Linked DNA regions of Mus musculus: region 2 is linked to region 1. The links are chromatin loops, found by intact Hi-C in ENCODE. Cell type or tissue: left cerebral cortex. All regions are shown on one strand. Links, peaks and the distances in the headings refer to the core of each region. The heading gives the core; the rest is flanking DNA.

Evidence for each region. Hi-C counts contacts between places; a loop is a spot of excess contacts. Peaks named below come from ENCODE experiments on the same cell type or tissue, not always from the same donor. Only the 100,000 strongest peaks of a DNase experiment are listed, where the experiment ranks them.
Region 2: a loop joins it to region 1, with 1.9 times the contacts of the local background. A loop is called at or near these places in 14 of 42 quality-filtered maps.

Annotation. Positions count from the first base shown.
Region 1 is chr1:36,552,101-36,562,238 of GRCm38, reverse strand. It overlaps Sema4c (sema domain, immunoglobulin domain (Ig), transmembrane domain (TM) and short cytoplasmic domain, (semaphorin) 4C), which reads left to right and starts at 3,858. Exons shown (of 15, transcript NM_001126047.3): 1 at 3,858-4,223; 2 at 6,162-6,307; 3 at 7,839-7,987; 4 at 8,251-8,313; 5 at 8,425-8,523; 6 at 8,672-8,768; 7 at 8,899-9,015; 8 at 9,109-9,260; 9 at 9,345-9,520; 10 at 9,843-9,987; 11 at 10,090-10,138. The coding sequence starts at 6,199. In left cerebral cortex, for the core only: CTCF peaks have their summits at 3,745, 4,759 and 4,973 (motif pointing right); DNase peaks (open chromatin) are centred at 5,482, 5,853, 6,141, 6,298 and 4 more places; H3K4me3 peaks cover 3,356 bases; H3K27ac peaks cover 2,869 bases.
Region 2 is chr1:36,610,372-36,620,509 of GRCm38, reverse strand. All of the region lies in intron 7 of Fam178b (family with sequence similarity 178, member B), which reads left to right. Among named protein-coding and RNA genes, the nearest start is that of Sema4c, 57 kb to the right of the region's middle. In left cerebral cortex, for the core only: a CTCF peak has its summit at 4,326 (motif pointing right); DNase peaks (open chromatin) are centred at 5,618, 7,789, 8,040, 8,952 and 1 more place; H3K27ac peaks cover 255 bases.

The DNA of each region.
Region 1 (10,138 bases), core at 1,228-9,227:
TAGAGGAGTAAGTGGGCCCCTTTGTACCTCCAGAAGCAGCCCCACAGTCCTATCTACTCTCTTACTGTCTGCTCCTCCGACCGAAGCCATGCTCATGCCTGCCCCCACCCCAGATACTTTCAGGATGAGCTTTGTAAGGGGGAGCCGGAGGTGACACTCCTGCCATCTTGACTCGTGTCCACTTCTCAGGGGGTGAAGGTCCCAGAGTGTTCCATGGCTGTTGCACACAATCTTCTCTGTTTCCATGTCCCAGGGTTGGCGCCTGACTAGGAGCTAGACAAAGAGTCACCCCCATCTACCTTCCAAGGCCTAATTGAGCACAGCTACCCTGCTCTCTGGGTCCCCAGAAGGTCAGGAGCTAGAGGCATCTATTATTTACAGGACAAGGCAGACTCTGCACAGTACTGGGTACCACAGAGGACATCTTTTCTGTCTCAAAGCCTTTGCCAAATGAGAAGTGGAAGAAACCCTCCCAGAGCCAGGTGACTTGACTGATAGTTCTGGTTTCTCTTCCTGGACACATCACAAACTCCTTTGGCATACCCTCACACCCTCGCAGGTCAGCCTCAGATCTCCACAGGAGGGCAGGGACTCTGGAGAGCCAGCCCTTCTCACGCAGCCTCTAGGCTCCCCTGCTTGACACTGCACACCTGACAGTTAATCCTCAGTTCCTGGGTTTGCTCTGGAAACCTGGAAATCACCTTGAAATTTCCCTCTTTTGTTCTCATTGCCAAGGGCAGAGAGGGGGTAGGGAGGCCTGAGAGGCTGAACTGGGGAGTTTCCATTCTTGAAGCTGCCTTTACCTGGCTTTAAGAGAAAGGATCAAACTGTCCATCAATGTAGACATCTGGAATCCTTCCTGGCTCCTTTATCCCAAAACTCATCCTTGAGAGAGAGATACATCCAGGGAGCAAGAGGTGTTGGTGACAACTCAGTCCCTCCCAGAAGCCTGGCTGTAACCTGACCAGCAGTATGCAATGTGAGGTCACTCAAGGGTGGACACTCTCCCCTGGGTCCTGTAATTGCCCTGCTCTGGGACTCACTGGGAGCTGACATAATAGGAACCGAGCCTTTTCAAGGCCAAGAATTCTGGACCGAAGCTAGCTGGCTCACCGTTTGCCCTCCAGGTTTTTGACCCCAAGCCCTGGGGAAAAGGCAAGGGATATCCTGACAAAGCCACTGGAAAAGCCGCATCCTGGGCCTCAATGACGGATGTTTTCCTGCTTCCTTTTGGTGATGCTGGAAGGGAGGGGCCGGGAAGGGAGGGGCTTCCCAGGTGGACAGCTTTGATAATTGTCCTTTTGGAGGAAGTCCTTTTCCTATGACCCAGTGCCCTGGGTCCCAGTGGTCAGAGAGCTCCTTGAAAAATGGCCGACCCTAATCTTTTCACTCAGCCACCAGTGGAGAGACAACTGCGGAATGGAAAGGGTCCAGGTCCAGCAGGCCTTGAATAGAGCCCCAGTGCACACTCCCTGTCTCCATCTTGCCACTTTCCTCAGGAGGGATAGTTGCTAAGAAGCAGGATATGCCGGGCGGTAGTGGCACACACCTTTAATCCCAGCACTTGGGAGGCAGAGGCAGGCAGATTTCTAAGTTTGAGGCCAGCCTGGTCTACAAAGAGAGTTCCAGGACAGCCAGGGATACACAGAGAAACCCTGTCTCAAAAAAACCGAAAAAAAAAAGCAGGATACTACGGATACTACTCATGTACTGGGATCTGTGAGGGTTGGCTCCAGCGCCTGGGAGGCATGTAACATATCTTCTTGTGTTTCCTTTATTTGGCTAAAAGGCTTTAAGCCGTAGCAAAAGAGGCAAGTTAGGGAAGCCCTTATTCTGTCTGCCTGAATACAGATGACGGGTGTGATGTCTTCCATAGCCTATGCTAGGCAGGCCTGGAAGATGTTTTTGCAATTTTTTTTTCTGTATTACTGTATTTTTTTCTTGATGGACAATCCAGGATCCTTATTTTTTTCTGCCAGCTGTCCTTTTATTAAAAAGCATGAATCACGAACAAGTAGTCATGAGAGGAAACTTTATCTTCTGCCCACCCACTTGTGGAGAAGACCTGTGACAGTAACCAGTGCGGCAGGAAGGGGCAGAGGAAGAGTGGTGGGGGGTGGAACGCTATCGCTGGGGAGCCCTGTGCCCAGAGGCTAACTGGCTCTGTTAGTGGAATGGTCTCATTTCTACCTCCATGCCTGGCTTAGAAGACCCTGGCGCCTGCCATGAAGGTACAGAATACTGTCCCTGCCAGTGAAACTAAAACCTTTTGAAACTTTCCACTGGGGCCACCTTGGAGGTAGAGCCAGGGAGCTCAGATCACTACCAGGCAGCCCTCATTTCTAGGGGCAAGGCTTACAGGTGAGAAGGAAACACAGCAGGAAGTGGAGGTTAGCCTCATGGTTGCTGACTGCTGAAAGGATGGAGCTTCTGGGCTCACAGTTTTCCTACCTCTCCCTTCCCAAGCAGGTGGGATGGACCATATAGACTGCGTCCAGCGCCAGGATCTCACTAAAAATGTCACCTTGCTCTTTGTGTGGATTTGAGCCCTTTTTTTGTTTGTTTGTTTGTATCTTGCTTAATCTCTTATTCAGTGAGAGAAACAGTAGCTGGCTTGGAAGTCCTGTTTCAGCCTCCTGGAGCTGAGGAGTCTTAGCTTTTAGCGAATCCTGAGCTTGGAGTGGGGCTTGCCCTTAGTAGATGAACAGGAGCCTGGTCAAGAGGAGTGTGCATGGCTCCCTCCCTGGCCAGCTTCCATAGGACACCCTCCCTGCCCACCCCTGGCAATAGCTGGCCTGCCTCCTATCTCTGAGGTCACAGCTTTGTTTCCTAATGGAAAGGAGCTGGGAAACGTGGCTCTGGCCAGCGAGGGAGAAGGGGCCCTTCTGTGTCCCAGTAAAGACCCAATTGTTACTGAAACCAAACTGGGCTGCCATTCTCGATTACTCCCATTGCTCTTCTGCTCTTCACTTCTCAGGTGCCACGTTTTAGCCCAGAACAAAAGCTGCTGTCGGACTGATTTATACTCCAGATTTTACTTATGGGGTCTGAAGTGTTTTTTCCCCTCCGGGACTGCCCCCTGGGGCTCAAAGTTACCACAGAAACCTCCAGGCCTCCTTCCCTTCGTCCCTGTCCTTTGATTCTGGTTAGGGGTGGTCTCCAGGTACCGCTGGGGCAGTTTCCCCGAGGTTTCTCAGTCCACCTGCCCACTGGAGGACCAGCTGGCTGGAAGGATTTGCCAGCCAGCACCGTCCAGGAGGCCACAGCTACAAGTTACTTCTAGGAGCGCCTGTGGGCGGAGGCTGGCAGTTCTGAAGGTGGTGGTGGTTCGCTGCGTGGCTCCCTCCAGCCTCTTTCATCTGAACCGTGGCGCGCTCGTGCCTCTAGTTAATCAGCCTTCCAAGCCACACCAAGAGTCATTTCCCGGGGGTAGGCTCTGCTGGAGCCTGGAAACTAGGAGCTGCCTGCAGTCTTGGGGTCTCCTCTGCCTGTGAGCTGCTCCTTCCAGTCCAAGGGTTAGGGCCAGAAAGGAGGACAACTTTGGAGTCAAAAGACTGACCACTGTGGTTAGCACCTGAGAGAACCTTCAGTTTCTTCTCTTGCTACGCCACCCCCTTCGGGTACAAGTCCCAAAATGGTTTGCCAGTTTTCGTTCCCGTAACTGGAGCGTGGGGAAGCCCCTCAACCCTTCCAGAGAGCCCATCCCGCCTCAGGACTTGAAGGCACACTTCACCAGGTGAGTGCAGTTCGTGCAGTTCCCGGTGGCAACGCCTGGAGTCCCTCCCCGCCCCCCACCCCGCCCCCTCCCCGCCTCCGGCCGCTGTGGCGCAGACCTTGACTCACGAGCTGCAAGAGTCGTAAAGGGTCCCCAAGCCTCAGTGCCGGGTAAGCAAGGCAGCGGGTCGCAGCCCCCTCCTGGGCGGGCCTTCGCGTCCCGCCCCCGGCCACCACTCGACACCCTCTGCCTGACGTCAAGGGGTTGGGGGCGGAGAGCGGCGGTGGCGGCGGCTGCAGCGGAGAAAGAACCGGCGCCCGGCGCGGTGGAGCGCCGAATCCGAGCTCAGGGGCGCCGAGAGCCGTGCTGAGACCGAGGGGCGGTGGCACGGGACAGCCTTAGCGTGCTGGCGGGCGGGCGCAGTCTGGAGCGGCGCGGGGGCAGGGGAGGACGGTGGCCGGAGTCAAACGCGAGGGCAGCGCCCAGGGATTGGAGCTGCACGAAAGAGGTGAGTGAGGCCGGAGCGGTGGGGCCCCGGGGCCGCTGCTTTGTCCCCTTGCTTGGGTAGGGGCTAGCGCGCGCGCTAGAGGACAGCGTCTAGGGGTGCAGGGCGGGGCGACAGCAAAGACAGCTGTCCGATCCGGGTCCCTCTTGAGTCCGCCGCGGGCTGCCCAGTGGCGATCGGCATCAAGGCAAGCAGTGCCTGCAGCTCCACTGGCCGGAGCAGCGGGAGCCTGGGGGTACGGACAGCGCTAGGGGCAGTGGGGGACCCTTGGGCTGTCCAGCGCGCGGTCCGAATCTTTGCCAGGCTCGCGAACTGCTCGGGTTCCCCCCACCTCGACGGAAAGTTAGGGGCGGGCTTGGACCGTGGCCGATGTTGTGGGATCGGATTTCCCTAGCGCGGCCCCCCGCCCTCCCGTTCTGCTCCGGAGGCGGGCTGGCACTGAGAACCAGCCCCCTAGCCAAAGCTCCGCCGCCCGGTCCCTCTCTGGAGCGCCGCAATCCACGACCGGGTGTGCAAGTGTGGGGTGCAAATCCTGGTCCTGCACCCCTCCATCCCCTTGGCTGTCCGTGTCCCTTGCTTCGGGAAGAGCTTGGGGGTTGGGTCACCGCTACGCCTGCAGATTCTCGGAGCGCACCACCGGGTTTTGACCCCAGCCTAGGGTAATTGGCAGAGAGGAAACTGAGGGTGTGTCAGGGGGGACTGCTCCGGGGAAGGCAGCCCCAGCCCCCCGCCCTTCCCGCGCGGAGGTTCTTGGCCGACAGGGGGCGTCCGCAAGCCCGGCTTTGCCACGCTCCCAGCGCTGCCGCTTTGTTTGCATTCAAATCCCCGGAGCTGGGGGAGGGGAGAGTCCACAGTAGGGAGACCGAGACCGGGTCTTGGCTAGGAACCTTTGTTTTGGGGTGCAATCCTCAGATTCTGCATCTCTGTTCCCAGCCCCTAGCGTCTAGATTAGTGGAGATCCGTTCCGTTTGCCTACTGCCTAGTGCATGGTCCCCGAGGTGCAATCCCGGAGTTAAGAACGTTCGTCAGAGCCGGGGAGGAGGGGACGCAGCCCTTGACGATCATTTGTGGGCATCCCCTGTTGTCCAGGAGAACCCCGCTTCGGCCTCCCCAACCCATTTCACTTCCCTCCACGATCCCGCTCTCGCGGAGGCGAGGAGATTCCCAGACAGAAGCCTGGAACTGACTCGTGGCCCGGTCGCCTCTCTGCGGGAGGGTCAGTGTCTTGTAGAAGGCTGTTGGAGAAACAGGACTGGTCCTGGTCATTTCCACGCCCATCCCACCCACTTCCTGCCTCCCTCTTGGGCAACAAAGGGGCCTCGGAAGCTGGGCCCATTTGGTTCCCGGCCCCACTCCTACTCCAGCCCTGCTGATGTGGAACCGGGTTTGGGCTCTGCCCGGCTATTGTCTGCGCTGGGGGAGGGGACGGGCTGGGGCCGGGAACTCTACACGCTGCCTGCTTCACCAAGTCCCCCACTGAAGCTCTTTGCCCAACCGGCTGCCTGCGGCTGCTGAATAAGGGGTATATCTCCCCGAATTAGGTCTTGGGGCTGGCCTGGGTCCCACTGGTAGCAAGCCCTGTTTTTTATGGTTATTGTAAGAAACTCTGAAACCTTTAAGGCCAGAAGGAGCCAATGAGGGGGAGTCCCTCTTTTATTTTTTTCCACACAACTCCCTGTTGAAGGGAGGGAGTAGGGATGGCCTGGAGGCCACAGGCGGCTTTTGATGACTGCCCACGCCTAGTGCTTGCTGACTAAGTTCCTCTCCTTGCTCTTCTGGGAGACCCCCAGGGCTCTTGTGGGCAGAGGCCAGTTGCAGGATCAGGAGGAGATGTAAAGGCTCTGGGGGAGGTTTGTTCCAGTGTGCGTCCTGTGTTGCTTGTCTCTTGGTGCGGGCCCCCTTCCGGTCTGTGATGCTGACCAGTTTCTTTTCCTTCAGCAGGGCTGCTGGACTGAAGTTTAGACCCTGGGTGTCTGCCATGGCCCCACACTGGGCTGTCTGGCTGCTGGCAGCAGGGCTGTGGGGCCTGGGCATCGGGGCTGAGATGTGGTGGAACCTTGTGCCCCGGAAGACAGTATCTTCTGGGGGTGAGTGCCTGAAGCATGGGAGGCAGGGCCAGAGGGAGGCTGGGATAGACTGCTGGGGGAAGGGCGAGGAGGGGAGTGATGCTTGCTTGCAGGAAGGAGCTGCTGCTGAGGAATTACCCCCAAGCATGCACCTTTACACCGATATGTGTGGCTGTGGCTTTCTAAGAAACGCGAGTGGCCCCAGGGGCCCAGAACTGGTAGTGCTGGTCTAGACCTGGGCTTTGCCCCCTTCTGACACTGGGATAACTTTATGGGATCTCTTACCAGCGCACCCCCACCCTCACCCAGACCTGGCTGGCCTGGTGTGCAAGGGAGGTAGTTTCTGAATCAACCTCCCTGTTCCTCACTTGAATTGTCTCTCTTGCTTGGAAGCCTAGAGAGAGAAACCTGAACCCCAGGGCAAGTGTAAACCTAACCCTATCTCCAGTCTTTCTAGCTGTCTGTCCCTAGAAGCCCCTTTAATTCACCCTAATGGTCTCCTCTGCTGCTCTAACACTGGAGCCTTCTGATGGCTCTGGGTGGACACATATAAGCTCGCGCTTCGTGGGGGAGGAGACAGAGTGAACCAGACAGCTCTCCTTTGCTTTCGCGCACACCTGTATGGAGAGGTGATGTCAGGTGTTTGTATCATCTCTGTGCTCCTGGGACATGGGATGAGCTCACCTCCCACAGGCTACACTCAGCTGCTATTAAAGCCCCTCCCATGTCGACCCAACTCTCGTTGGTCACTGCCTCCCGACCCTGAAGCTGGCTTAAGTAGGGATCCTGTGAACAGGTGTGCAGGTATACGGTCCTCTGACAGGTTACATGACTGTATGTATGATCACGCCCTACGTGTGCTGGCCGGAAGCACAACTTCCCAGGCTTCAGCACCACCTCTGAGTCTCAGGTTCCTTTTATCTCCCAGTCCTAACCTCTTCTTCCTTCTCCACACGCCACTTTGCCAGTCCCCTGCCCATCTGTGCGTGTGTCTCTGAAAGCCTGGATTGGTGCCTGCTGGGACTTCTTAGACAAGGAATGCTTACAACTATTCTGTGCCTCCTGATGCAGTAAATCCGCCACCAGGGTCTGCCTAGACCTTGCCATGGTCAGCAAGTAGCAGAGCAGGAAATGGCAACCGAGGAAGCGGGGCTGGGGGTGGGGGGGAAGTGTCCAGTTCTGTGCCTGAGGTACCGCTGACCCTGAGGGAGCGTCATCAGTCAGATGGCTTCCTCTGGCCGGAAGCTTTGGCTGAGGTATCCTTCCTTCCCCGTTACCAGCCCAGATTACCTCCTCCCAGGCTGAGGAAGGGCCTTGGAAGCCTGGGTAGGATGGAGCTGTTGAGCCAAAGGCTATTCAGAAAAAGTCCTTTATGGCCCATAGAGGTTTGGTTGTCGTCTGTGTGTGTGTAGTGGTAGCTTTTGTGGAGAATCGTGATGACGAGGCCCAGGGGAGCCTTGGACAAAGGAAGATTGATGGATTCCTGGAACCCCAGGGAGGATGTCCTCTGCCCCTACTCATCCCCACCTTGTTCTAATATCTGTTTCTGCAGAGCTGGTCACAGTAGTGAGGCGGTTCTCCCAGACAGGCATCCAGGACTTCCTGACACTGACCCTGACAGAACATTCTGGCCTTTTATATGTGGGGGCCCGAGAGGCGCTGTTTGCCTTCAGTGTAGAGGCTCTGGAGCTGCAAGGAGCGGTGAGAGGTGGGGCAGTGGGAGGCACTCAGAGGGGAGAGGGAAAGGACTCAGGGTGTAGCCTGTGCAGGCTGTCCCTCAGCCCAGCTCTCTTGGGGTGTCAAGATTAGCAATTGCTTTCTGCTCCTGGTTTCTGCTAGTTGGGGTGGTTTGGGGCTTCTGTCAGAATGGGGACCAGGCGTCATCAATGGTGTAGCTTAAGGGGTGTTTGCAGCACACTTAGCGCAGACCTGTGACATTGCTGATGTGTCTGTCCAATCCTCAGATCTCTTGGGAGGCTCCAGCTGAGAAGAAAATTGAATGTACCCAGAAAGGGAAGAGCAACCAGGTGGGTGCTTAGAGAGCTTCCCCTGCCAGCCTCCTTCTTTAATCTGCACCCTGGTGATCTCCTATCTCTGACTCTCAGTTCTCACTAACCTGTATACCTTTCTCTCCAAAGACCGAATGCTTCAACTTCATCCGCTTCCTTCAGCCATACAATTCCTCCCATCTGTATGTCTGCGGCACCTATGCCTTCCAGCCCAAGTGCACCTACATCGTGAGTGGTTCCCCCTCTCTTTGGGTGTGCCCCTTACCCACCTGTTCCTAACCTATGACCTCCTTCCTTGACCTCTCGGGGCCATGATATTTTCAGACTGTATAGAGCCCCATAGTAACACCCATCTTCGATGTCTTCCTGCCCCTAGAACATGCTCACGTTCACCTTGGACCGTGCAGAATTTGAGGATGGGAAGGGTAAATGCCCATATGACCCAGCTAAGGGTCACACCGGACTCCTTGTGGGTGAGTGGCTGCTGCCAGCACAGAGGGGAGAATCTGGGCCTCTGTCAGTCACGCTCTGAGTACTTACTTGTCTTCAGAGCAGTCTCTACTTTAGTTCCCTGGCCTCTCTGACCGCTGTTGTCTCCCGCAGACGGTGAGCTGTACTCAGCCACACTCAATAACTTCCTGGGCACAGAGCCGGTTATCCTTCGATACATGGGGACCCACCACTCCATCAAGACAGAGTACCTGGCTTTTTGGCTGAATGGTGAGTCATGGGATGGGACTGGGGAAGCCCAGAGTGGAAGGGCCTTCCAGGGCCCTGGGACTCTTGTCACTGGCCCTTTTTTCTTCGTCCCAGAACCCCACTTTGTAGGCTCTGCCTTTGTCCCTGAGAGTGTGGGAAGCTTCACGGGAGACGATGACAAGATCTACTTCTTCTTCAGTGAGCGGGCAGTGGAGTATGACTGCTATTCCGAGCAGGTGGTGGCTCGTGTGGCGAGAGTCTGTAAGGTACCAAGTTCCGCAGTGGTGGGCAGCGGGAGCCCTGAAGGCCTGGCAGGGGCTGACCAGCCTTGTCTCCTTGCCATCTGCCAGGGTGACATGGGGGGAGCACGGACGCTGCAGAAGAAATGGACGACGTTCCTGAAGGCTCGGTTGGTGTGCTCAGCCCCTGACTGGAAGGTCTACTTCAACCAGCTGAAGGCGGTGCACACCCTGCGGGGCGCCTCTTGGCACAACACCACCTTCTTCGGGGTTTTTCAAGCGCGATGGTAAGCGGCTATGGGGTAGCTGGGGGTAGGGAGGAGCAGGTGGTCAGGTAGGGATAGTGTGTGGGTGTGAGGGCCCCCGCACAGGCGTCTGGAGGAAGTCCAGCGGGTCAGTGCCTGGCAGCCAAGATGACTTTGCGCCTGCTCTTTCTAAAGCTGGGTGGGGGAAGGTGAGCAGAAAGCTGCCTGGGGTGACACCTCAGGGCTACCTCATGGTCGTGACTGCTCCATACTAAGCTTTGCCCTTCCTACTTTTTCCTCTGTTCCCTGGTATGGTGGGAGCAAGTAGGCACCCAACCTGACTTCCAAGGTCCTTCTTTAACAGGGGCGATATGGACCTGTCTGCAGTTTGTGAGTACCAGTTGGAACAGATCCAGCAAGTGTTTGAGGGTCCCTACAAGGAGTACAGTGAGCAAGCCCAGAAGTGGGCCCGCTATACTGACCCGGTACCCAGCCCTCGGCCTGGTTCGGTGAGTTTTCGGCTTGGGGATGTATTCCCAACATCGGCTCCAGGACCCACTTATTCGCCAGCTGACTGACAGCCGCCCTCCCCACGCCCCTCCCCGACACAGTGTATCAACAACTGGCACCGAGACAATGGCTACACCAGTTCCCTGGAAC
Region 2 (10,138 bases), core at 1,067-9,066, 58 kb before region 1:
GCTGGAGTTCCAACCCAGGGCTTTGTGAAGTTAGGCAAGCACTTTCTCAGCTGACACAAATCCCAGCCTGAGGAGAACTGTTGTGGCGTCATCATCATCATGATGTTTTAAAACCAGCTTGGAAAGAAGTAGCCTCCTTGTGGCTTTTTCCCTAGTCCTCCTCCTCTGTCTTCCCCTGCCTTTGTCCTCCTCTGTCTTCCCCTGCCTTAGTCCTCCTCCTCTGTCTCCCCTGCCTTAGTCCTCCTCCTCTGTCTTCCCCTGCCTTAGTCCTCCGCCTCTGTCTCCCCTGCCTTAGTCCTCCTCCTCTGTCTTCCCCTGCCTTAGTCCTCCTCCTCTGTCTCCCCTGCCTTAGTCCTCCTCCTCTGTCTTCCCCTGCCTTAGTCCTCCTCCTCTGTCTCCCCTGCCTTAGTCCTCCTCCTCTGTCTTCCCCTGCCTTAGTCCTCCTCCTCTGTCTTCCCCTGCCTTAGTCCTCCTCCTCTGTCTCCCCTGCCTTAGTCCTCCTCCTCTGTCTCTCCTGCCTTAGTCCTCCTCCTCTGTCTTCCCCTGCCTTAGTCCTCCTCCTCTGTCTCCCCTGCCTTTGTCCCTCCTCCTCTGTCTTCCCCTGCCTTAGTCCTCCTCCTCTGTCTCCCCTGCCTTAGTCCTCCTCCTCTGTCTCCCCTGCCTTAGTCCTCCTCCTCTGTCTCTCCTGCCTTAGTCCTCCTCCTCTGTCTCCCCTGCCTTAGTCCTCCTCCTCTGTCTCCCCTGCCTTAGTCCTCCTCCTCTGTCTCCCCTGCCTTAGTCCTCCTCCTCTGTCTCTCCTGCCTTAGTCCTCCTCCTCTGTCTTCCCCTGCCTTAGTCCTCCTCCTCTGTCTTCCCCTGCCTTAGTCCTCCTCCTCTGTCTCCCCTGCCTTAGTCCTCCTCCTCTGTCTCCCCTGCCTTAGTCCTCCTCCTCTGTCTCCCCTGCCTTAGTCCTCCTCCTCTGTCTTCCCCTGCCTTAGTCTTCCTCCTCTGTCTTCCTCTGTCTCTCCTGCCTTAGTCCTCCTCCTCTGTCTCCCCTGCCTTAGTCCTCCTCCTCTGTCTTCCCCTGCCTTAGTCCTCCTCCTCTGTCTCTCCTGCCTTAGTCCTCCTCCTCTGTCTCCCCTGCCTTAGTCCTCCTCCTCTGTCTCCCCTGCCTTAGTCCTCCTCCTCTGTCTTCCCTCTGCCTTAGTCCTCCTCCTCTGCTCATCCATCCCTATTCGAACCTTTCCACACCGGTGTGGTGTTCCACACTTCTATTTTTATTCGTTCTACTCACCACCCCCGTTCAGGATCCCCTTTCTAGTCTCCTGGCCTCTAGACAATCACTTCAAATAAACACAGAAGACTCAGTTCAAAGCTAAGATCCACATACAAGAAAGAGCATGCAGTGTTGTCTTGCTGAGCCTGGGTCATTTAGTTTTTTAATATTTTCTAATTCTATCTGTTTTCCTGCAGATATTATGATTCTTTAGAGCTGTGCATATGTTCCACATTTTCATTGCCCATTCTCCAGTTAACGGACGCTTTCTTTTTCCTGTTTCTGGTGACCAGAGCAGCACTGAGCACAGGTGAGCGTGTATCTCTGAGGTAGGAGATGACTCCTTTGGCTGTGTCCAGGAGTAGCACAGTCGGATCATATGGTAGTTCTCCTTTTAGCTTTTAGTGAAACCTCTATGCTGATTTCCAGAGTGCTACACCAATTAATGCTCCCACCACCAGTGAGTCAGTGCCCCTCCCCCACAGCCTCACCTGCACTGCTTGACACCAGTTTGCTGCCTGCTCTCCCCCCCCCCCCCCCCCAGCTCTCACTCTGGCTCTTTTTTTGAGAAAGGGTTTCTCTTCTCTGTAGTCCTGGCTACCTTGGTATTCACTCTGTAGACTAGGCTGGCCTCAAACTCAGAGGTCTGCCTGCCTCTGTCTCCTCAAACTCAGAGGTCTGCCTGCCTCTGTCTCCTGAGTGCTGGGATTAAAGTCACGAGCTACCACAGCCCAGCATCACTTGTCTTGATGATAGACATTCTGACTGGGCTGAGATGGGACATCAGTGCACTTCAGAGTTCTGCTGATGGCTAAAGATGTTGAACGCTCTTTAAGATATTTATTAGCCATTTGTATTTCTTCCTTTGTGAGTTCTGTGTGCAGCTGCATGGCCCCTGTTTTTAATGGGGTTATCTGTTTGCTGTTTTTTGTTTTGTTTTAACTGTAATTCTGTAATTGTGAGATTAAGCCTTTGTTTGATGTGTAGCTGGCAGAGGTTTTCCACAGTTCTGTGGGCTTCCTCTTCTCTTGATTGACAGATTTCCTTTTCTGGACAAATGCTTTTTAATTTCATGACACATTTCATTCATCAATTGTGGCCTGACTTCCTGAGCAGCCGAGCTCTCAGAAAGCCTTTCCTGAAGTGCGACCTGAAAGTGTTTGCCATGCCTTTTTCCTTAGCAGTGTTGGAGCTTGAGGTCTTACGTTAAGGTCTGTAATTCGTTTGGAGTTGTTTTCTGTGCAGGGTGAGAGAGAGCAATCTAGATCCATTCTTCTATGTGTAAATATCCAGTTTCCCCCAGCACAAATGAGTACTTTTAGCTTTTTTTTTTTTCCAAAAAATCAGGGGGCTATATCTGAATGAGTTTGTATGTGGACTTCTGTTCTGTTCCGTTGACATGCAGATGTGTTCCTATGCTAGTGCCATGGGTTTCTGTTACTGTGGCTCCACACTGTACCTCAAAACCAGCTCGGGTGACCCCTCCAGCACTGTTGCTTGGGGTCCCCAAGGCTATCTGGGGTCTTTTGTTCTTTGATAAACCTCATTTGTTTCTCTGTTTCTGTGAAGAATAGTGATTGCTCTGGACCTGTGATTTGTTTTTTGGCAAGATAGCCATTTAGTCTTCCAGCTCTTCCTTAGTTTCTTTTTCAAGTGTGTAAAGTTCTTCACTGAGGAGGTCTCTCACTCTGCTGGTTAGGTTAGTCCAAGGTTGGAGGTGGGCTGTGGCCTGTATTGGGAAGGGCATTGTTTCCTTTTTAGCTTGTTTCCTGTTGGTTTCTAGATTGGCTGATGATTTCTATGTTCATTTTGCAGCCCGCCGCTTCACTCAAAGTATTGATGCTCAGTGTTCTAAAAGTTTTCTGGTAGAGTCTTCAGGGTTACCTTACCACTCTCACCACCATTTCTCTCTTTCTCTGAGATAAAGGTCTCACTGTGTAGCCCTGACTGGCCTGGAACTCAATATGTATACCAGGTTTACTCACAGAGAATCATATATCTGCTTCCCAAGTGCTGAAATTAAAGGCTTGTACCACACTCTGGAGATAGTCTCTTTTAAAATCACATCTGCAAATAAGGATACTTTGACTTCTTCCCTTCCTATTTATATTTCTTCTGTCTGCCTCTCTTCCTTACTGCTCCAGTGAAGACTCTAGCACTGTACTGCATGAGGGTGGAGGAAGTAGGCAGCCCTACCGTGCTCCTGATTTCAGTGGAAATCGTTGACATTTCCCCTATCTGGTACACAGTGTTGCCTCTGTTGCCATGGGTAGCCTTGACTGTGCTCAGATGTGTCCTTCTATTCTCTGTTTCTTCAGCAGGTTTCATATGAAAAAGGCCAGGAGTCATAGCACATGCCTTTAATTCTAGTATTCAGGAGGCAGGCAGAGAGAGGTGCATCTCTGATAGTTTAAGGCCAGCCTGGTCTACATAGCAAGTTTCAGGTCATTCAGGAGTACACAGTGGGACCCTGTCTCAGAAAAAAAAAAAAAGAAATTGAATTTTGTTGAAAGTCTTTTTTACATCTGTTGAGATAATCGTGTAATTCTGTCCTTTAGTCCATTTATGCAAGTTATTACATTTATTGATTTGCATGTGTAAAGTCATCCCTGCATCTCTGGAATAAATCCAACTTTATCATGGCAAATCATCTTCCTCCTGCCCACCCCATCCCCCCCCCCCCCAGACAGGGTTTCTCTGTGTAGCCCTGGCTGTCCTGGAACTCACTCTGTGGACCAGGCTGGTCTCAAATTCAGAAATCTGCCTGCCTCTGCCTCTCAGTGCTGGGATTAAAGGTGTGCGCCACCACTGCCCGGTGCAAATCATCTTTTTATAGGCTTATTTGTGTCATTTTAAATTATAAAACTTGTGTTTGCCGGGCATGGTGGCGCACGCCTTTAAACCCAGCACTCAGGAGGCAGAGGCAGGCGGATTTCCGAGTTCAAGGCCAGCCTGGTCTACAAAGTGAGTTCTAGGACAGCCAGGGCTATACAGAGAAACCCTGTCTCGAAAAATAAAACAAAAAACTTGTGTTTGTGTCTGCATGTGGGCACATAAGTGCAGGTGTTCTTGGAGGCCAGAAGAGGGCGTCAGATGTCTTAGAGCTGAAGTTACAGGTGATGGGGAACCACCCGACATGGGTGTTGGAAACTGAACTTGGATCTTCTAGAAGGCAGCAATAAGTGCTGTTAACCAATGAGCCATCTCTCCAGACTGATAGATTTTAACATCTCAATCAGTGGGAACTAGCAGCTTCCCAAGAGTCAGTGTCTGGAAGAGCCATTCTCCCCTGCTGCTAAGCTTGCAATAGTGCCGCTGTCTTCTGTAGCTGGCATGGAGCTCCAGCGACCACAGGACAAGAGCTCTGGGTATTTAGGAGAGTTGGTGTGCAGGGGCTCCTGGCCACCTCACCCCTTGTCATCAGCCGCACACACTGTTCTCTAATGACAGCAAGTTTTCCTTTGCTTAGTGGGACTCATACTTGGCTACATATTAATACTACTTGGGAGCTTTTAGATGCTATGTGTCTTTCTTGTTTACACCTTACTCATAAAGGCAGAGTCTCTTTATTCTTTTCTTTTCTTTTTCTATTTTGTCTTTTTTGACACAGGGTTTTTCTGTGGCATAACAGCCCCGGCTGTCCTGGAACTCACTCTGTAGACCAGGCCTGCCTCCAACTCAGAGACTCACCTTCCTCTGTCTCCCAAGTGCCTGGAATTAAAGGCATAAGCCACTACGGCCCAGCCTGGTTTCCAGTTTTTATCAAGTATGGCTAAGCCTGCTAGAAACACATGCAGCGTCTCACAGGCCCTGCTTTCAGCTCAGCTGGCTAGCTCCCAAAGAGCAGCATAGTCGGGTCTCCTTGTAAAGGCGTGTTGAGCTTTGTGAGAAACACTGCACTGTCTTCCAAAGTAGTGAATGAAGACTCCTCTCACTCTGGATCCTTGCCAGGATATGGTTCTATTTTGTCTCCTAGAGAGCAGGCATAGTCCAAAAATGTCGGGTTCGGAACCCCAGAATGAGGGCCTGCTTTAGGCCCACATGCCAGAACAGCGCCGGGAAGCCTTTTTCAATCCGAATCACTTTGAGGCCGGTGTGTGACGTTAGAAGGGTGGGATTTGTTACTGTCACTAAGATCCCCACGTTGTTCAGAGCAGTACACCTTTAGATGATGTCCTACTTGGCTTTAACTGTCAAGTTGACATAACCTACAGTAACCTAAAGGGATTCTCAATCAAGGGATTGCCCACAGCAGAGCGACCTGTGGACATGTCTGTGGGAGATGGTGTTTTGAGGAGTGATGTGACAGAACCCCAGCTCCAACCTACAGGAGCAACACAATTCCCTGGGCAGATGGTCTTGGGCTTTTTCAGAAAGCTAACTGAGCATTAAGTCTGAGAGAGTAAGCCACCAGGCAGCCTCCTCTGTGGTTTCTGCTTTCTTACTTGAGTTCCTGCCCCAACTTCCCTCAGGGACAGACTGTGATCTGGAAGTGTCAGCCAAATACACCCTTTTTCCTTCTAAGTTGCTTTCAGTCACAGTGTTTTCTCACAAAAGAGAGAAGAGAGGGAAACTGGAACAGATGGCAAAGTAAGAAGAAACTGTCTGAACTGGACACACGCCCCTCAGAAAAGATGCAGTGACCTCAGCCATTAGAGATATGCAAATCAACGCTGTGAGTGGTCTCATCTCACCCCGCCCCCCACAAGAATGGCTGACATCAGGAAGTCAAACAATATCCAGGCAGGGTAGCACATGTCTCTGGTTCCAGTACTTGGGAGGCAGAAGCAGGCAGGTCTCTGTGAGTTGAACCTAGTCTACATAGCAAGTTCCAGGCCTGTCAAGGCTATATAGTAAGAAAGAAATTATATCATTTTGAGGAAAATGGGTAGAACTGAAGATCATCATGTTAAATGCATCAAGCCAGACTCAGACAAACATATTTTCTCTCACATATGGACCTCAGGCATCTGTGTGTATGTGTGTGTGCACGTATACATGCAAGTTCATGGAATACATGTAAGAAAATGTCATATTTTCCAAAATGAATATATGGTTTAAAAAGAAAGAGGAAAATGCCTGGAGCCAAGATGTGATAGCTGGGTCTACAGTTGTCTTCTTAGACCATAAGGTGACCTTGAGCTTAAGAAACCCAGGCTGAGAATGACAGACCAGAGCAGTGCAGACCCAACAGGTACTGTCAGGCCTCAGGACCAGCTGTGGTCTGCACAGCCCAGACCCTTTTCAGTGTAGAAACCTAGACTTGAAGCTTCTGTAAGCATAGATGAGCTTTGTTTTGCTTTTGTCTGTTTTTGTCTAGCAGGTATGTGTGCTTCTGTGTTCTGGCACAATACAGTCTGAATGGTAGGGGCCTTGAATACCCTGGTGTTCGGTGACAACCAGGCAGTGGTGTATGTTACAGAGGGCAGAGGAAAGGAGAGGTGGCCTGGGGACGGCATCATTTATTCTGTGCACAGAGCAATGAGTAAGCAGGCCTGAGGCCCACAGAGATGCCAGGAGCACATTCAGGAGGGGTCAAAGCCAGGAGGCTTGTGAGTAACAGCAAAGGGCGGGCCTCCGCTCAGGATGACTGGAAGAAGAGCAAAGACAAAAGCAGGGTTGGAGCTGGAGCAAGGACAGTGAGCAAACTGCAAGTTCCCAAAGACTAGGGCATGATGGCTCACACCTGCATTCCCTGTGCCTCAGAGGCTGCAGGCAGGATCGGCCGAGAGTTCAAGGCCAGCCTAGGACGCATAGTGAGACCCTATCTCAGAGGGAGAGAGAAATTGGGGAAGAGAAGATTTCAAAAGGAATTGAAGCCTAACAAACAGGGAGAAACACTGAGATGAGCGAGCAGGGTTTACAGAGGCGAGCGCCTGTGCCTGTGCTTATACTGTGCTCAGAGTGATGGTATGTACATGGGTTTAAAGTAGGAACTCAAGGCCTGGGTGTGGAGCCCAATGGTAGAACATGTGCAAGGACCTGGGTTCCATCTCCAGGGATACAAAAAGAAAACAAATTAAAGTCCTGATTTGATGGAAGAACTTCCGTTTTCATTAAGTACATAGGCCCCTTTGATGACAGGGTCACCTCCCTAGTCCAGCAGCTTCCCTTTGCCATTCCTTTCAGGATCCCCTTCTGCCTCTGTGCCTTTGTCTCTACCCTAAAGCCAAGCATCCATTCCTTTGCTTCTGAGATCCACCATGGGTTCAGGTCTATATGAGCATATTCTGTCACTATTACTCCTCAGGGTACGTTCCACTTCACTCTGACCACCCTTTCCTACCTATGTACCACCTGGCCAACTGGCGTCTACCCCCCACCCCGGGTTCATCTTTCACTTGTACACTGTGCCCTTCCACCAAACTGTTGCATCCAGAATCAGGATTCTTATCCACGGAACATTCACAGCGGCACAGCTCGGGGCTGAGTTAACAGTTGCTGAGTGAAGAAGCATTCTCAGGGTCTGAAGCAGAAGCTAATTGACTAAAAGCAAGTGACTCTGAAGCCAGTTAGAGCCAAGGGAAGTGACATAATGCAAGCTGGGATGGGAAGTAAGTCAGTTCCCAGCCTCCCTTGAGTTCTGTGAAGTGAAAGCTCCCATTTTCCTGAGAGTCCCTTTCCTCCCCTTCCTGGGGCCTCCGCTCCTCCTGAGGTGTGTGAGACCTCAGAGAGTTAGGACCCAGGTTGATGGTGCTGCTCAGCATACACCTGAGCTGAGCCGACAGGGACAAGAGCAGAGCCTGCCTCACAGTTGGCATAGGGGTGCTGGAGGCCCAGTGAGGGAAGGGAGAGCCAGGCTCAGTGCTGCTGGGGCTGGCCAAGTGGCTGCAGGAACACTTAGAAGGCGTGTGGTGTTCTCATCCGTGTCGCCGTGCTGGGAGAACAGCCCTGAAAAACAGCTTCTTCCGTGACACAGATGGAAAAGTCACTTTTTAGTCCAGAGACTGGTTTTTTTTCGTTGTTTTTTTTTTTGTTTTGTTTTGTTTTGTTTTGTTTTTCCTTTTAAAGCATCCATTCCATCCCAGGAGAGCCGCTCAAGGCCGCCTCCAGCCCAGCCCCCAGTAGAGCCCAGCTGCCCACACTGGCATTTGAAAAGCCCCCATGCCCCAGGGCTGCTCTGGGAGTCACCTAAAATGACTGCCTTGGGTGTGGAGAAACTGAGATAGGGAAAGAGCCTGGAAGCTCATTTGGGACACAGAGCTGAGGAAAAGCTGAGCGCATGGCCTACTTAGGAAGCCTTAATTATGGCCTCTGGGTGGTATTTTCCTGTCATCCAAGAACCACTTCCCAGGCTGTTGATGGGGACTGATTTATCCAGACATCTGGGCCCCTACCTTTGAAATTGCACCGTCACATCAGGCTTGGTCACACTGTGCTGGGGCATTATAACTGGGTGAAAGGAAGGGGGTGGGGTACAATGTCTGAGCTCAACACTGCTGCCCTCAGAGAGGATTTAGAGCCCTGAGCACCTGTGGGGGCTGAAGTGGGGCAGGACACATCCCCTCCAGGCTCTGGCAGGATGTTCCAGCCCAGCCGGGCCTCGCCCTAGGTCCATTCTCTTCCCCTCTCTGGAAAGTTCACGCTCCCGCCCACGTGTTCGTGCGTGTACGTGCACAGGCCCCCGGAGGCCCAGGTAAACAGGGCCCTGGCAAACCAACACGTATTGTTTTGGAACCTTTCCTCTTCTCAGCTCATTTGTGAGGAGGCTGAGGGCTGTCATTACTGCTCTGACTTGTTAGGTTGCCAAGATGGGGGAAAAACACAGTTTTTCCTCCTCTAAGAATCTAATTGCGTATTTGGTTAGTCCCTGACCCATATACATTTCTTAGTAGAGGAATATGCTTGCTGAAAAGAAAATGGCCTTAGCCAGCTTTCAAAGACCCAGTGCCTGGCCAGGTGCTGTCAGCATGGCAGACCGTGCAGCCTGCAGAAAATCTCTCTCCATGAGTTTAGGTAACAGAGCCTTGTGTGGTTCTTGTGGAAGGAGACTCCTGTTTTCTATGACCCTGCCATTTCCCTTTTTCTGTGCCTTGTCTTGCTAACCTGCTTTTGTCATGGCTGTCCCTTTTCCAGGTGGGCGCCTCCCCCAGCACTGCCTGTAGCCTCACCTTCCCTCTCCTGTTGACTGTAGTCAGCTCCCCAGCCCTGTAGCCTCACCTTCCCTCTCCTGTTGACTGTAGCCAGCTCCCCAGCCCTGTAGCCTCACCTTCCCTCTCCTGTTGACTGTAGTCAGCTCCCCAGCCCTGTAGCCTCACCTTCCCTCTCCTGTTGACTGTAGCCAGCTCCCCAGCCCTGTAGCCTCACCTTCCCTCTCTTGTTGACTGTACTCAGCTCCCCAGCCCTGTAGCCTCACCTTCCTTCTCCTGTTGACTGTAGCCAGCTCCCCAGCCCTGTAGCCTCACCTTCCCTCTCCTGTTGACTGTAGCCAGCTCCCCAGCCCTGTAGCCTCACCTTCCCTCTCCTGTTGACTGTAGTCAGCTCCCCAGCCCTGTAGCCTCACCTTCCCTCTCCTGTTGACTGTAGTCAGCTCCCCAGCCCTGTAGCCTCACCTTCCCTCTCCTGTTGACTGTACTCAGCTCCCCAGCCCTGTAGCCTCACCTTCCCTCTCCTGTTGACTGTAGTCAGCTCCCCAGCCCTGTAGCCTCACCTTCCCTCTCCTGTTGACTGTAGCCAGCTCCCCAGCCCTGTAGCCTCACCTTCCCTCTCCTGTTGACTGTAGTCAGCTCCCCAGCCCTGTAGCCTCACCTTCCCTCTCCTGTTGACTGTACTCAGCTCCCCAGCCCTGTAGCCTCACCTTCCCTCTCCTGTTGACTGTAGTCAGCTCCCCAGCCCTGTAGCCTCACCTTCCCTCTCCTGTTGACTGTAGCCAGCTCCCCAGCC